2 separate regions of the Homo sapiens genome follow, and region 2 is linked to region 1. Evidence: chromatin contacts called from ENCODE Hi-C or POLR2A ChIA-PET data. All regions are on one chromosome and are shown on one strand. Each heading gives the region's core, a stretch centred on a gene start or an enhancer-like site at or near the end of the contact. The rest is flanking DNA. Distances are from core to core; before and after follow the strand shown.

Region 1 (7,649 bases), core at 2,747-5,246:
TCAGCCTCAAGAGTAGCTGGGACTACAGGCATGCACCACCATGTCTGGCTACTTTTTGTATTTTTTTGTAGACATGGGGTTTTACCATGTTGCCCAGGCTGGTTTCAAACTCGGGCTCAAGCAATCCACCCTCTTCGGCCTCCCAGAGTGCTAGGATTATAGGCATGAGCCACTGCACCTGGCCCATTTCACTTTATTTTTTTAAATGTTTACAAATTCCTCACTTTCATGCCTGCTCATCAGTGTGTTTATAAAGATGTTTGCAATTTTTCAGCATTTTTAGTTTTTTTATTAAGAGGGCTGTTTAGGCCATCTAATCGGCCATGTTACTGGGAAGATTAAGAGAATTTTAACTGATATTCTCAAAAGAGTTAGGAGGAGCATATGGAAGCTAAGCAGCCAAGAAGTGACATACATCCATCTTTTTAGAGTAAAACAGGTATCTCTTGGGCCCAGAAGCTTGTAGGCTCTGCCAAATTGCAGGATGTTATGGCCGTCTGATGCTGTTTAACCACTCCAAACTTAGTGGCTGAAAACAACAATTTTATTAGGCCAACATGTTCTGTGGGTCGGGAACTTGGATGGGCACAACAGGGATGGGCACACAGGGATATCATTTGGATATCCTCTCCAAATCTCATGTTGAGATGTAAACCCCAGTGTTGGAGATGGGGCCTGGTGGGAGGTATTTGGGTGATGGGGGCAGATCCCTCATGGCTTGGTGCCGTCCTTGCAATAGTGAGTACTCCTGAGATCTGGTTGTTTACGTGTGTGACACCTTCCTGCCCTCCCCAACTCTGTTTTGTTCCTGCTTTCACCATGCAAAGTGCAAACTCCCACTTCACCTTCCACAGTGAGTGAAAGCTCCCTGAGGCCTCCCCAGTAGCCAAACAGATGCCGTTGCCATGCTTCCTGTACAGCCAGCAGAACCAAGAGCCAAGGAAACCTCTTTTCTTTATAAATTACCCAGTTTCAGGTATTTCTTTATAGCAGTGCAAAATGGCCTAACACAGCTCGTTTCTGCTTCACAATTTCTGGATCCTCAATTGGGAGGACTATATCTGGCACCCAGATTGGCACCCGTGGCTAGGCTCAGCTGGGACTGTTCGCCAGTGTCCCCGCATGTAGCCTCTCTTTGTGCTTGGACTTCCTCACAACATGGTGGCCTCGGGGCAATCAGGCTTCTTGCACCTCATTTCAGGGCTCTAAGAGGGTCCCAGTGAGCAAGACAGAAGCTGCATGGCTTTATTTATTTATTTATTTATTTTGGAGACGGTTTCGCTCTTGTTGCCTGAGCTGGAGTGCAATGGCACGATCTTGGCTCACCACAACCTCCGCATCCCGAGTTCAAGTGATTCTTCTGCCTCAGCCTCCCGAGTACCTGGGATTACAGGCGTGTGCCACCATGCCCAGCTAATTGTGTATTTTTAGTAGAGACAGGTTTTCTCCATTTTGGTCAGGTTGGTCTCCTGAGCTCAGGTGATCCGCCCACCTCGGCCTCCCAAAGTGCTGGGATTACAGGCATGAGCCACTGCGCCCGGCCAAGAAGCCAGTTTTCGTTTCTTTTTTTTTTTTTTTTTTGAGATGGAGTCTTGCTCTGTCACCCAGGCTGGAGTGCAGTGTTGCAACCTCGGCCCACTGCAGCCTCTGCCTCCCGGGTTCCAGAGATTTTCGTGCCTCAGCCTCCTAGGTAGCTGGGATTACAGGCGCACGCCACCACACGCGGCTAATTTTTGTATTTTTAGTAGAGACGGGGTTTAGTAGAGACAGGTGTGAGCCACTGCGCCCGGCCGCCAGTCTTAAAAATTTACAAACTGTATGATTCCATTTATGTGACATTCAGGAAAAGGCAAAACTATAGGGAAGGTAACAGAGCAGTGGTCACGGGTTGGGGTGGAAGAGGCATTTGACTGCAAAGGAGCAGTAAAAGGAATATTGAAGGTGATGGAGAGTGTATAGGCTGGTGAGGACTGGAGCCCCACCAACAGTGCTTTGAGATCAAATGGTGCACTAGAGCACTGAGCAGGAGAGAGAATATTCCTGGGGTAATGAATGTGCATTGTAACAAACAAGGGCCTCTGGATCAAGATCTGTCCCAAAGGACACAATGTAAGAGTGGGGAATTTCAGACACTGCAGCAGGCCTACAGAATGGGCATCAGGGAAAGGCAGTGGCCCTCAAGTTCTTCTGAAGTAGTTCCATTTCTAGTTCTGTTGAGCCATCAATGAGATGAAAATCTTTTCTCATTTGTCCATCCCCTCACCTTTTTGGTTCGGAGCACCGAAGATGGAAAAGCTCCTATATCAGCCATGGTTCCCAGACAATGTCCCCCTGCGTGGAAAAGGGCTTGCTTGCTGCGCCATCCTGGCCATCTGTGCCACTGGAAGTGCTGGCAGAAAAGTGAAACAGAGACTGCAAAAGCAGGAAAGGAGAATGGTCTCTTTGCCTTGATTTCGTGTTATTTTGTCTTTGCCTTGATTTTGTAAGTTATTTTGTCCTGAACTCCTAAATAGGGTTGATAAACCAATCTCTCTGTCCTCACAAGTGGCCCTTCTCTGGCTGAGGACTGCCTCCAGAAAACCACCGTTTTAATACTCAGACTGTGTCTTAGGCATTGGCGCTGCTATAACAGAGTGTCTTAAACTGGGGAATTTGTAAACAACACAAATTTGTTGTTCACAGTTCTGGATGCTGGGAAATGCAATATCAACGTGCCAGCCAGTTCAGGGGCTGGTGAGGGTACGTTTCTCATAGATGGCACCTTCTGTGTCCTCACATGGCAGGAGGAGCAAAGGGGGCTTAAGGCCCGTTTTTATTTTTATTTATTTATTTAATTTATTTTTTGAGACGGAGTCTTGCTCTGTCGCCCAGGCTGGAGTGCAGTGGCACGATCTTGGCTCACAACCTCTGCCTCCCGGGTTCAAGCAATTCTCCTGTCTCAGCCTCCTGAGTAGCTAGGATTACAGGCGTGCACCACCACGCCCAGCTAATTTTTAAATATATTTTTGGTAGAGACAGGGTTTCACCATGTTGGCCAGGCTGGTCTCAAACTTCTGACCTCAAGTGATCCGCCCGCCTTGGCCTCCCAAAGTGCTGGGATTACAGATGTGAGCCACCACGACCGGTCTAAGGGCTGTTTTTAAAGGGCACTAATCTCATTCATGAGGGCAGAGTCTTCCAAAGGCTCCACTTCTTAATACTATCACCTTGGGAGTTAGGTTTCAACATATGAATTTGAGGGGGACACATACATTCAGACCATAGCAGGCCGTTTTTCCATTTCTTTTGGGTCCTAAATGATATTTGTTTCTGGAGTAGGAGGGCGTTCAAAGTCCTCTTTTGTTCTTCAGCACCCTTCGCTGAATTCAGGGGCAGATGGAGAAAGGCAAGAGGCACGGGGCAGCCTGTAGAAGCAGTATCTAGCACTGAGTCCCCAGTATCCCCTAGGCACGCCAGGAGAGCCTCCTGGAAATCCTCACTCAGCAGATCCAGGGTAGGAACGCGGCTTCTGTTGAATAGCCTTACATCGAGATATGCAGGTTGGGGGCGGTGGCTCACACCTGTAATCACAGCACTTTGGGAGGCTGAGGCGGGAGGATCATCTGAGGTCAGAATTCGAGACCAGCGTGGCTAACATAGTGAAACCCCGTCTCCACTAAAAATACAACAAATTAGCTGGGCGTGGTGGCGGGAACCTGTAATCCCAGCTCCTACGGAGGCTGAGACACGAGAATTACTTGTACCCAGAAGACAGGTTGCGGTGAGCCGAGAGCGCGCCCCTGCACTCCCACCTGGGCGACAGAGTGAGGCTGTCTCCCCCCTCCCCCCAAAAAACGAGAGAGATATGAGGCTCAGCTACCAAAGTCACGCGCGAGAAGGGAAATGCTTGTAGGTCCCTGCCCTTGGGGGAGAGCGGAGTGAAAACCGGCGCGTGGCCGGCGAGCACGGCCCCTCCCAGCGGAGGTCCTACAGGCGCCCGCGAGCCCCGCCTCTCCAGCTTCGCCGCGCCAGCACCCCGCCACCGGCGCTGGCTCTGAAGGGCCCCGGCGGCGGCCGCGTCTGCGCAAGCTCGGGACGGCCTCGGGAGGCGGGGCTGGCGCGGGGCGGACGCGGGGGCTGGCGCGGGGCGGACGCGGGGGCTGGCGCGGGGCGGACGCGGGGGCTGGCGCGGGGTGGCGGGCGGGGGCTGGCGCGGGGTGGCGGGCGGGGGCTGGCGCGGGGTGGCGGGCGGGGGCTGGCGCGGGGTGGCGGGCGGGGCCTGGTCCTGTGAGCGTTCGGAGACTGCGGGCGCGCAGACCTGTACTGGGCCCGCGCCCCGGCCCCTTACAGAGCTGGGTGTGTCCCTCCGAGTGCCCCCCGCTAGGGACTGTGCAGGCCGGAGCTAGGCAGGGACAGCGGGGCGAACCGGGCTGATAGAGTCGGTCCCTGCTCCTGTGAGGCTCTCACCGAATCCCTGCTGTTTCCGGGCAGCTGAAGAGCGCTGGGCCCTCGCGTCGCGGGCGTGGCTGTGGCCGTGTCTCCTGGTAGTCTGAGCCCACTGTGCGTGTGGATCCACGTGGGAGCTGGGTTCCAGAGCCTGGTCCTGAGGAGGAGCCGAGCCGGGGGTAGGAGGCCGGACTTGGCGAGGGAAGAGCACGACCCCGGGCAGCAGTGCGCCGCGCTGGGCGCACCGGGGTTTGCCGGCCCTGCTCTGGGCCCTGCAGGTCCGCTGGCCCCGCCGCGCCTAGTGGGGATGCCCCGTGTCCCCCAGGCAGCCCCAGCCTGCGTCCCGCTCCCTGAACCCTCGGGAGGACCACAGGGCTGTGGCCGAAAGACAGAGATTTGGACCTAGTGAAAGGACGCCGCTCCTTAGCCCCAGCTATGGACTCCACAGCATCAGGTTTGGCTCTGGAGCGTGCAGAGGGCCAGGAGCCCTCTTGGGGAGCTAGTACCGAGCCCGATATCAGGAGGACCCCAGGAAGAGGCCGGGGAATCCCACTGAAGGGTGAGGCTGTACTTCATCTGCCTTCCGTGTGGCGACATCTAACCTTCCAGACCCAGAAGGCTGAAGCCGCAGTCTCCTGGGTCTGGCAGGGGTCTCTAGATGACCGTGGCGGAGGTGGAGGGGATGGCCATGGAAAATTGTCCCAATGGCCAGAGGAGAGCAGAAGAGGATCTGATCTCTTCCTGCTGCGGCAGGGAGAGGGCAAGCAAACCCAAGAGGGAGTGGCCCTTGGCCAGGGATCAGAGGACGATAGGGCCATTTGGAGCCTTGTCATCCACCTCCTTAATCACCTCACTAATAAGGTTCTTCCAGTCGTTCTAGCTCAGCGGTGTATAAGGTCAGCAGTGTACATGGTGGGTATCTCCTCTGAGCCCCTTCCCCCAATAGCGTTGGGGGCAGGGCAATCCAGGTGACCCAGGAGGTTTTAAGCCAGTCCTAAGTTTAGAACGTCCTATCTCTAACCAGGTGGGCATTTTAATCCGACTGTTCATCCTTCAGTGCACATGCTCAAGGACACATAACTGGCCAGTGGAAGAACTGGGCCCAGTCCGTGGGCTTCCCACCCCCTCTTTTTTCCTTTATACCCTTGTTAATCAGTGTGGCTCTGGGAACAGCAGAGGCATTGCCCAGAAGTTCTCTAGAATTGCAGACTCTGGGGCCCCACACATCCTCAAACAGTGTCTTAGCAAGTCTTGAGCCAGAGTTTAACAAGATCCTCAGGGATCCACACACACATGAAGCTTGAGGAATGCCTAACTGTGCTATGCTTACACCCATGTTGTTAGCCTTAACTACTTCTCTGGCATGGTTTGGGTTAGTTTTTTTGTTTGTTTTAAGGCTTTTATGAACAGTATGATGCAAAGCTTTATAATGAAGGAGCTCTCAAGTGTGTTGCAGAGACCTAACAGAGCTTGGGAACACCAGGGGCAGCTTCTCAGAAAGAGGTGGCCTCTGAGCTGGGTTCCCAAGGATGAGGGGAGAGGTGTAACTTCCTCCCCTTAAAGCCTCATAATCCTGCATGGCCTTGCCTTGGGTCTTGTGTAATTGTTAACCTGTAGGCTAGATTTAAAGTTCCTTGAAGTTCTTTTCCATATTTATATTTCCAAAAGTCCTAGGAGATGACCTGCATACAGTATGCCCAGTAAATAACTTCAGTGGTATGGCCAGACTGGTCACACTTCACTCACTTGTAGACTGATGTGGGCTGTGGACAGGTGGGAGCCTCATGCAGCTGTGTACAGGGGCACTTCTCTCAATGTTTGAAGGCTAGAAGCTGCCTCTCAGATCCTTTTGATCCACTGGTGTCCTCAGAACAACGGAGGTGACATTCAGAGCTGTTCTGGGTCTCAGGCTTGGGAAGTCTGAGAGCTGTGTGTGCTGGCTGGGTCAGCTTCCCTTATGTCTCCTTCTACCTTCCCAGCTTCCCCTTCTCAGAATCCTGCTCTTCCTCCAGAGAGATTCCCAGGAGAAGAGGGAACAACCAATTCATTCCTGAAAGCCAGGCCTCGGGTGAGTTGTATTCTTAATTTTTCCTCAAATGCCTGAACGATGGTTAGCTTTGCCTACTTTTCACCAAAAAGTAGCCTCTTTTTTCACTAAGGGAACTGACCCAATGCTGTCTCTGCAGGAGGCTGAGCCCATCCAAGTGAATGATGGCTCCCTGACCTGTCCGGGGTGTTCTCTTCTTGCTGTGCACCCACTCAGATCGTTTGGGCTTACTCTGACATATTTCTAGAAAGGGCACTGTGGTGACCACCAGGTAATGTGACAGCCCTGGCCTTGAAAGAGTGTCACAGCCACAGTGGAAGAGGACCCTGACACCCAGGACGCAGCCACCAGTAACAGGATGTGAATGGTTTGATGCCAAATGGAGTGGCACAGACAGGCCTTTCCATCGAGGTTCACGAAAAGGGGAATCGGCCTGTTCTGGAGAGGTTGGGAAAGCTCATGGAGAATTGGGGACAAGCAGGTTCTGAGGGTATGGACAGGTGGGCAGGCTATTTGAAGCTGGGTCCCTGTTCAGATGTTATCTCCCTGGATAAGGGAGGAGGCACACTTAACTTTACTACTTACAGGCTGTGTGGCCTTGGATGAGTCACCTAACCTCTCTATGCATTGGTTTGCCACCAGTAACATGTTAAGCAGGCAGCAGTAACATGAAGACTATAATAATGTTAATGATGATGAAAATAGTTATTATTTATGGAGAACAAAACCTGTATCAGGAACTATTCTCTACAATTTACACATACTAATTCATTTTGTCTCTAAAACATTCCCATAAATGGTTACCATTTTGAAGAATGGTAACCAAAGTGTGGAGAGGTTAACAGAAGAAGTCAAGGCACAGAGAGAGAAAGTAACTTGTTCATGGTTATCTAGTTAGTGAGGAAGGGACCCCAATTTTACATCCAGGCTGTCTGGCTCTGAGATCTTAACCACTCAATCATAGAGCCGCCTCATGTTGTTGTTAGAGTCCGCTGGCAGTTCCGCTGGCAGATGGTAACTGCCTAATCCTTGTTGGCATCAGGGATCATGGTGACTGGCCCTCAGGGGGGATTCAGGTTTGTCTCTAGTGAGCTGGATGTGGAGGGGTACAAATGCCAGCCTCCGGGGTTTCCCAGCATCCAGGATAGGCATGGGATTCAGGTTTGATGATAGACAC
Region 2 (7,649 bases), core at 1,942-4,441, 1.2 Mb before region 1:
CCTCAGATGACCCATCCTTGACTAGGCCCTGCAGGGTCATTATGCCCATCCTCATGACCACCTCACACGCTCCTTAAGGTGTCTCATCATAGCCCCCACTGGCAAGGTGAAGGTCACATATACCACTGATATATCTGAAAAGTAAACACTTTTGTAGCCCAAGGAATTAGAAATACCTTCCTCTGTTTTTTTTTTAATGGTCTTTACATCAAGGTGCTGCAGCCAGTGGGGCATGAGGCAGAGTTTTCACCTGGGTCAGAAGGTTTTGGAACTCTTCCACTGCCTGTGAATGTGCCTTGGGGTTGAGCACCAGGTGTTGGAAGAGATTGACCGGCTCAGCATTCCTAAATGTCTTAGGGATTGGGATGGTCAGGGGCAGAAAATTGTTACCAATGAGGAAATGATGGAGGGACCTTTGCTGGAGGCCACGGCCCAAGAACCAGAGAATGTCCTGGAGCCGCTGAGAGAGCATGTTGTGGGCCCAGTCCGTGAGGGGCAGCCGTAGCAAGAGGTGCATGAGAGCTGTTTTAAAATGGTAAGAAGTGAGGATGGGGCGGGATGCTCCATGGGGTAAGCTCTGATGCTGCCGGAGACTTAAAATGATCTGGAGGCACTTGAGGTGACAGGTGTTCTCGGGGGCAAAGCGCCCCACCAGCTTCAGGAACAGGTGCTCACAGGCCACAAAGGACTCAGGCCAGTCCACACTGGTGAGCTGCTCCTGGTCAGGAGCCTGACTCACCAGGTAGACCAAGGTGTCTTCTCGTTGCACCCCCAGGACCAAGTGGATTGAGAGAAAGCGGCCTGAGCGATAGTCCAGCCGGAGCTTGCAGGAGGTGGTAGACGGTGGGAGACTGAGTTTAAAGTCATACTTGTGGGCCACAAGGGCCCAGGCATTGCCCATCATGTTCCGGAACCACTGCACAGTCTTGCACACGTCTAGGTGGAAGCCGGTGCAGAGAGCTGCCTTGATGGAGCTACTACACTTCCCCAAGACTGCCGAGGGGTCCCTGTGGTGGTGCACCAGGCACAGCACGTCCCCTAGGAGTTTCTCACGCTTGCACACACATTCTGACTCCACCAGCACACAGCCACAGCGGCGGCCCAGGGCTGGGTCCCTCATCTCCAGGACAAACATGGTGCCCTGTGGGGGGACAATGGGCACCAGGATATCAAATTTCTGGGTCTCATGGAGGGTTCCCCATTTCTCAAAGGCAGCCCCGATGCCCAGGCAGTCTTCCAATTGTGGGTGAGCCTCTTGGCGGCTGAGCACCCGACAGGCCTCAATGAGATCATCCACAAAACTCTCCACAAACTCACAGGTGCAGGGCAGGTCACGGATGGCATTTTGGACATAGTGTTTGTAAAAGGAGTCCAGGGCCTCCTGGGAGGGGAAGTCAGTAAGCCAGTTGTAAGAGGTGACAGGGACAACACGGACTTCCTCCTCCTCCTCCTCACTGCTGGAATCAAAGGCCGGTTCATGCTGCATGTTCTGTCGCAGGAGCTCAAAGACGAGAAAAAGGCAAAAGAGGCCAGTGTTCCACAGGTTTCCCAGCATCCAGCCCAGAGGCCCTTCCTGGCCATCGGCCTGGAACGGCCACCCCATGTCTTTCTTCCCCAGCACTAACTGGTCACTGGATGTGTCTCCTGTCCAGAAGTTCTCTGCCTTCTGCCTCTGCTCAGCGGCTCGCTTTCTCTCTTCAAACTCCATCTCTAGCAGGCGCATCTCCTCACTCATTCGCTTCTCCAGCTGCCGACTCCTGGCTAATGTGTCCAGGTCCATCCGATCACTGACCATCAGAGGGTGGTGAACAACATACATCACTGCCAAGAACAGCAGGCTTATCACAGCCATGGAGGCCTCTGCATCTGGAGAAGTAGGAGAGTAGGAGTCAGTGGTCATCTTCCAGACTTATCTGCTCTCTAGCTCACATTCCCCAGAGCCCTGGTACCCCAAATTCTGAAAATCAGCTACTCAGGAGGAACAGAAAGCCCACAGAGCTTGGCTTGGACACAGCAAGGGTGGTCGGCCTGGGAGGAGGTTCGAGAGAAAAGAGGGCGAAAGGATGTGCCACTCAGTCTCTCTCCTGCTTTCCTTCCACATGGTGTGGGTGGTATTTAGGCTTCCAGAAAGTGTACATGGGACTGTTTTCATTCCTGTGTAGGATGGGGAGGGGGACCCTTGTGGTAGGGTGGCCTCACCCGACTCCTCAGTCAACCATGGGCACCAGATATGACCTGCTGATCCCAGAGGCTCCCTTTTATAGCCAGAAAGCCCTGAACCTGCCTGGGTGACACCTTTCCTCTGCCCCGGCAGCCAGTTGTAGCATTCCACTTCCTCTGTGACTTCACAGTCTTCATTCTGCTCACCCAGTATGAAGTGAGCCTCATCACTCAGCCTCTCCCTCTCTGCCCAGGGAGCGCAAGAGAGGCACAGTGCCGCCAGCTGCTTGCTACGGTGCCCTCTCTGCTCCTAAGGGGCTAGTGGATACCCCGTGTGTGGGCAGGCTAGCTTCACTTCTTAGTTCAGAAAACTGTCTGCAGAACCAGGTGCCCAAGGCCTACCTGACAGCCGGCAGTGGTCAGTTCCACTGCCTCCCCACCCACCCGTGAAGCCCGAGCTTCTGCCACTCACCCTAATTCACAAGCTACCGCGCTTACCAACATTCATGAAGGACTATGCCGTGTGGACGCTGAAGCCAGCTGGGCCTATCCTCCCTTTGGAACTTGGCCTTGCTTCGTCTCCCCGCCCTCTCTAGGAGCCCTGTTAAAATGTACAAGGTACCTGGGGGCTTTGGCTCAAATCGGAACCCGACCCTCCCCCCATTCATAACTTCCCCAAATTCCACGCCCAGAGATTTGTACTCTCACCCGCCTATCCGTAGGAGGCCAAGGGCCCATCCTACCTCGGGATGTCTCCCGGGACCCAGGGCCAGGTTACTCACCGTCAGTGTTAGTAGGAACACGATCTTAAAGAGACAGCGCGGCCTGACCGCCACTGCTTTTTTCCCGGCAGGGTGGGGGCGTCCGGTTCATCGCTGGGGCCGCCCGCGGGAGTGGCCCTGCTCCCCTTTCCTGGGTTATAGACCATGCTTGTCCGAGCGTCTGAACGTCTGGCTGAGCGCGGTGGGCCCCTACGACCCCCAGCACGCGGCTCCGAGGGCGCCCGCGCGCCGCAGCCGCTCCCGCCGTCCGGGCTCCTCCCCGCCCACCCAGTACAAGCTCCTCCCCGCCCAAACCCCCGTGGCCCAGCGTGCAGGGGCAGCGGCCTCCCCACACCGGGTCTCTGTCCGCACCGAGGCCCCCGTGGGTTTGCTGGGAGAGTGGAGGGGCCGTGGCCACACACTCTCCGCTGCTCGGCCTCCCTGGGGTGGCAAATGGGGCACCGCCGTGCCTGCTGTCAGCTGCACTCAGCTCAGTTCAGTGGAGAACAGACTTACTAGGATTCGGGTGTAAGGATGATGGTGGCAAAACTAGGAATTGACCGAGAAAAGCCATTCTCACTTCGGGCTGGCCCTGAGCAAAATGGCACACGAAATAAGATGTGGTTTCAGCACCCTAAATGTGCTTCCCTCCCAGCCCACGCCCAGACTCAGGCATCTTTCCCCAACCCCTTTCTCATATCAAAGTGACTCTCATGAAAGAACAGACAGCACCCAAAGACCTTACTTGGGGCCTTGCTTGCTACTCACTGGCCACGTGGGAGTAAGAATCCTACCTACAGGGCAGCTCTGCTGATACATGGGTGTATAAAGGAGAACTTTATACGGTGTGGAGGCTGGACAAGCTTTATCACACCTTAAGAAACACAACAGAATGGGTTTCCTGAAAGGGATCTTCAGATATCAGAAAGAGCCCTTAGTCTTCCTGTCTTGTGTCAGCTATCCAAGAAGAAAAGGAAGTGATGACCCCTTGATACTAACTCACTAAAATCCCTCTGCTGAAAGACAAGTTTCAGGGTTTTTATTTGTTTGTTTGTTTTTGAGAAAGAGTTTCGCTCTGTCACCCAGGCTGGAGTGTAGTGGCACCATCTTGGCTCACTGCAGCCTACCCGCCCCAGGTTCCAGTGATTCTCCTGCCTCAGCCTACTGAGTAGCTGGGACCACAGGTGTATGCCACCATGTCCAGCTAATTTTTGTATTTTTAGTAAAGACGGGGTTTCACCATGTTGGCCATGCTGGTCTCGAACTCCTGACCTCAGGTGATCTGCCCGCCTCGGCCTCCCAAAATGCTGGGATTATATGTGTAAGCCATCACACATGGCTGGGTTTCAGGTCTTCTTATCCAGTGGCAATGTGTAGGGAGCTCCCAAACAACTTGTACAATACTTCCAAGAATACTGACTTATTTAATTGTGGAGCAGGAAAAACTGTCTGCTAGCTGACAATGACTGAAGTTCCAAAGTTACTTTTTATAAATGTGAATTATGAAAAATAGATCACAGGTTATTGAGCATTCATGCATTTGGAGCAGTAATAATGAAAGTCTCTTATCTTTTCACTTATGACATGATGTCAGGATGCAAAATATATGCTTCAGAGTGTGCAAAAACGATAATGTTTAAGACCATGTGTTTTAAAGTTGTATTATTTTAATTAACAAATAATAATTGTACATATTCATAGGGTGCACAGTCATGTTTCATACATACAATGTATAATTTCAGATTAGGGTAATTAGCATATCCATCATCTCAAACATTTATCATTTCTTTGTGTTGGGAAGGTTCAATCCTCCCTCTAGCTATTTGAAACTATATATTATTACTATTATTATTTTGTGTGTGTGTGTGACGGAGTCTTGCTCTGTCACCCAGGCTGGAGTGCAGTGGCACCATCTCAGCTCACTGCAACCTCCACCTCCTGGGTCAAGCAGTTTTCCTGCCTCAGCCTCCCAAATAGCTGGGATTACAGGCACACACCACCAAGCCCGGCAATTTTTTTGTATTTTAGTAGAGTGGGGGTTTCACCATGTTCTCGAGCTCCTGAGCTCAAGCAATCTGCCCACCTTGGCCTCCCAAAGTGCTGGGATTACAGGCATGAGCCACCATGCCTGGTCTATTATTGTTAACTGTAGTCAACCTACAGTGGTGTGAAACCCTAGTACTTAGTCCTCCCATCTGGCTATAATCTTGAATCCTTTAACAAATCCCTCCCTATCACCACCTTCCCCTCCCCTTCCCAGCCTCTAGCATCCTCTGTTCTACCTTTTACTTCTATTACATCAACTTTTTCTAGGTTCCACATGTGACTGAGAACATGTGGTGTTTATCTTTCTGTGCCTGGCTTATTTCACTTAATATCCTCCAATTCCATCCAAGTTGCTGCAAATGACAGGATTTCATTTTTTTTTATGGCCAAATAGCATTCCATTGTGTACATATACCACGTTTTCCTTATTCATTCATCTATTGTTGGACACATAGGTCAATTCCATATTGGCTATTCTGAATAGTGCAGCTATAAACATGAGGGTGCAGATTTCTCTTTGATATAATGATTTCCTTTCCTTTGGATAGATTTTAAGTAATGGGATTGCTAGATCATGTGAGTAGTTCTACTTGTAGTTTTCTGAGGAACCTCCATGTTATTCTCCATAGCAGCTGTGCTAGTTTACCCAACAGCATATCAGAGTTCCCTTTTCTCCCCATTTTCACCAGCATCTGTAAAACCATATGCTTAAAAATGTGTGTTCATGGTTAAGGATTTGTTTTAAAAGTGGTTGCTGGACAGGCGCGATGGCTCACGCCTGTAATCCCAGCACTCTGGGAGGCCGAGGCAGGCAGATCACCTGAGGTCAGGAGTTCGAGACCAGCCTGGCCAGCATGGTGAAACCCCGTCTCTACTAAAAATACAAAAAAAAAAAAAAAAAAATTAGCTGGGTGTGGCGGTGCATGCCTGTGATCCCAGCTACCAGCCTGGCCAGCACGGTGAAACCCCGTCTCTACTAAAAATACAAAAAAAAAAAAAAAAAATTAGCTGGGCGTGGTGGTGCATGCCGGTGATCCCAGCTACTCAGGAGGCTGAGGCAGGAGAATCGCTTGAATCCGGGAGGTGGAGGTTGCAGTGAGCTGAGATCGCACCACTGCACTCCAGCCTGGGCAACAGAATAAAACTCCTTCTCAAAAAAAGAAAAAAAAAAAAAAAAGAACATGCTATGGCTTACTCCCATTATGTGTGTGTGTCTGTGCATCACATGCCTCGGAAAAGTTTCAAAGGGTGGATCCCTAAATGTTTACAGTGATCTTCTGAGGGTGGAGGGATTGATTGCAGGTGTCTAGCAATAAGGAGGTATTCTTTTCACAAAAATAAACATGCAGTGTCCAGCGTATGAATGGGCTGTGTGCCCAAAGCCCTCCCTCGTGTGCCTCGTGAGCACAAAACACGTTTTCTACAGAAACAGGTGCGCCTAGGACCGCTAGAGACGCTTTGCGCCGGGGCAGTGTCTTCACGGTTCGGAGAGCTGGGAGTGGAGGTGGGGGGAGGTTCCTCATCCTCGCCAGCTTTCTGGGCCCCAGGAGCCGCCTCCCTTCGCCCCCGACCCCGCCTCCGTCCCCCAAGCCGCGGACGCGCCTTTTCCGCCGCCTCCAAGAGCAGCCGCGGGGCCGCCCCCAGGACGCGTTGTTCGCTGCCGGAGTTTGGGGTGGCAAGGACCGGGCGCACGGCTGAGATGCGCTGCCCTCCAGAATGCGAGCCTGTGCACGCGCCTGCGGAGGGGCCACACTCCCTGCAGCGTCCGCGATGCGCTGTTCCCGCTGGCGCTCGGCGGGCGCTCCCCTGGGCACATCGAGGCTCTAGTGACCGCATTATGAATTAGTCCTTTCCTTTTCTCCTCATGTGATTGCAGCGAGCGCTCGTCTTGTTTGTAAATCGTGCTGGCAAGCCCCGTTTTAACCAACTACGAATTTCATTTCGGAATGAAAAAGGAGACGCACTTTCGGACAGGGCAGCGGTTGCCGCCGGTCCTTCCTCTGAGCTACCGGTCCCTAGAAGGAAGACCTGCCTTCGACCGATCTGGAAATGAGTCCCAGCTGCAAGCCCAGGGCGGCGGAAGCCCCACGGGCCGAGCCGAAGAAAGACGAGGCGGGGGACGGGGAGCGTAGTGCCGCGTGCCGGGACCCACAACCCCTTTCCCCTGGGCGCTCTTCCCCGAGCGGACAGGAAAAAGCTCTCCTTTGCCGCTGCCCATCCCCCAGGGCCCAAGCGATGCTTCCTAACCGCGTGGACGCAGCTTGATGGGGGAGAAAGAGCTCTGGGAGCAGGGCTTAGAGCCTCGTCTCGCCTCCTGCCAACTCGGTCCGGCAAGGTTCCGAACCTCCCTGAGCCTCAGCTTCCTAATCTGGCAAACATGACGACAAAAGTCCTTCTCTTTTAAGGTTGGTGCAAAAATTAAATGGCCCTTTACTGTATATTTAGAGCACCTGGCTCACGGATTAGTCACCTCGCTCCTGGGCTCAACAGTGTTCACTGGGTCCTTACAGCATCACACTGGGATCCTTAAGGGCAAAGACCAAAATTAGACCTAGCTTAATTCCTGGTGTGCAAGTGCTAAGTGTTATGAAATGAGTGAGTGACAGGATGATCCAGCTATGAGAAATAGGAGAGAGTTTGCGGTGGGATAGAGACTGTACCTTCTTTTTGTATAAGATGTTT

Evidence for each region. Hi-C counts contacts between places; a loop is a spot of excess contacts on that map. ChIA-PET counts read pairs that join two places held with the same protein, here RNA polymerase II (POLR2A). Pooled maps may share reads with other maps.
Region 2: a loop to region 1 is called in a map of breast epithelium, with 11 times the contacts of the local background. The contact joins the promoter of ITPRIPL1 here to the promoter of ZNF514 in region 1. A Hi-C loop is called at or near these places in 1 of 168 maps with a recorded cell type or tissue (breast epithelium) and 2 of 50 pooled maps. POLR2A ChIA-PET finds 5 or more read pairs at or near these places in 2 of 52 experiments (K562 and activated CD4-positive, alpha-beta T cell).

The regions. Positions count from the first base shown.
Region 1 is chr2:95,156,195-95,163,843 of GRCh38, reverse strand. It overlaps ZNF514 (zinc finger protein 514), which reads left to right and starts at 3,996. Exons shown (of 5, transcript NM_032788.3): 1 at 3,996-4,604; 2 at 6,405-6,493. RefSeq lists a silencer at 3,920-4,169.
Region 2 is chr2:96,320,859-96,328,507 of GRCh38, reverse strand. ITPRIPL1 (ITPRIP like 1) reads right to left here and starts at 3,191. Exons shown (of 3, transcript NM_001008949.3): 1 at 2,943-3,191; 2 at 2,659-2,761; 3 at 155-1,866. The coding sequence starts at 2,668. The coding sequence ends at 209. RefSeq lists enhancers at 2,504-3,004, 7,574-7,649 and silencers at 3,027-3,276, 6,364-6,623.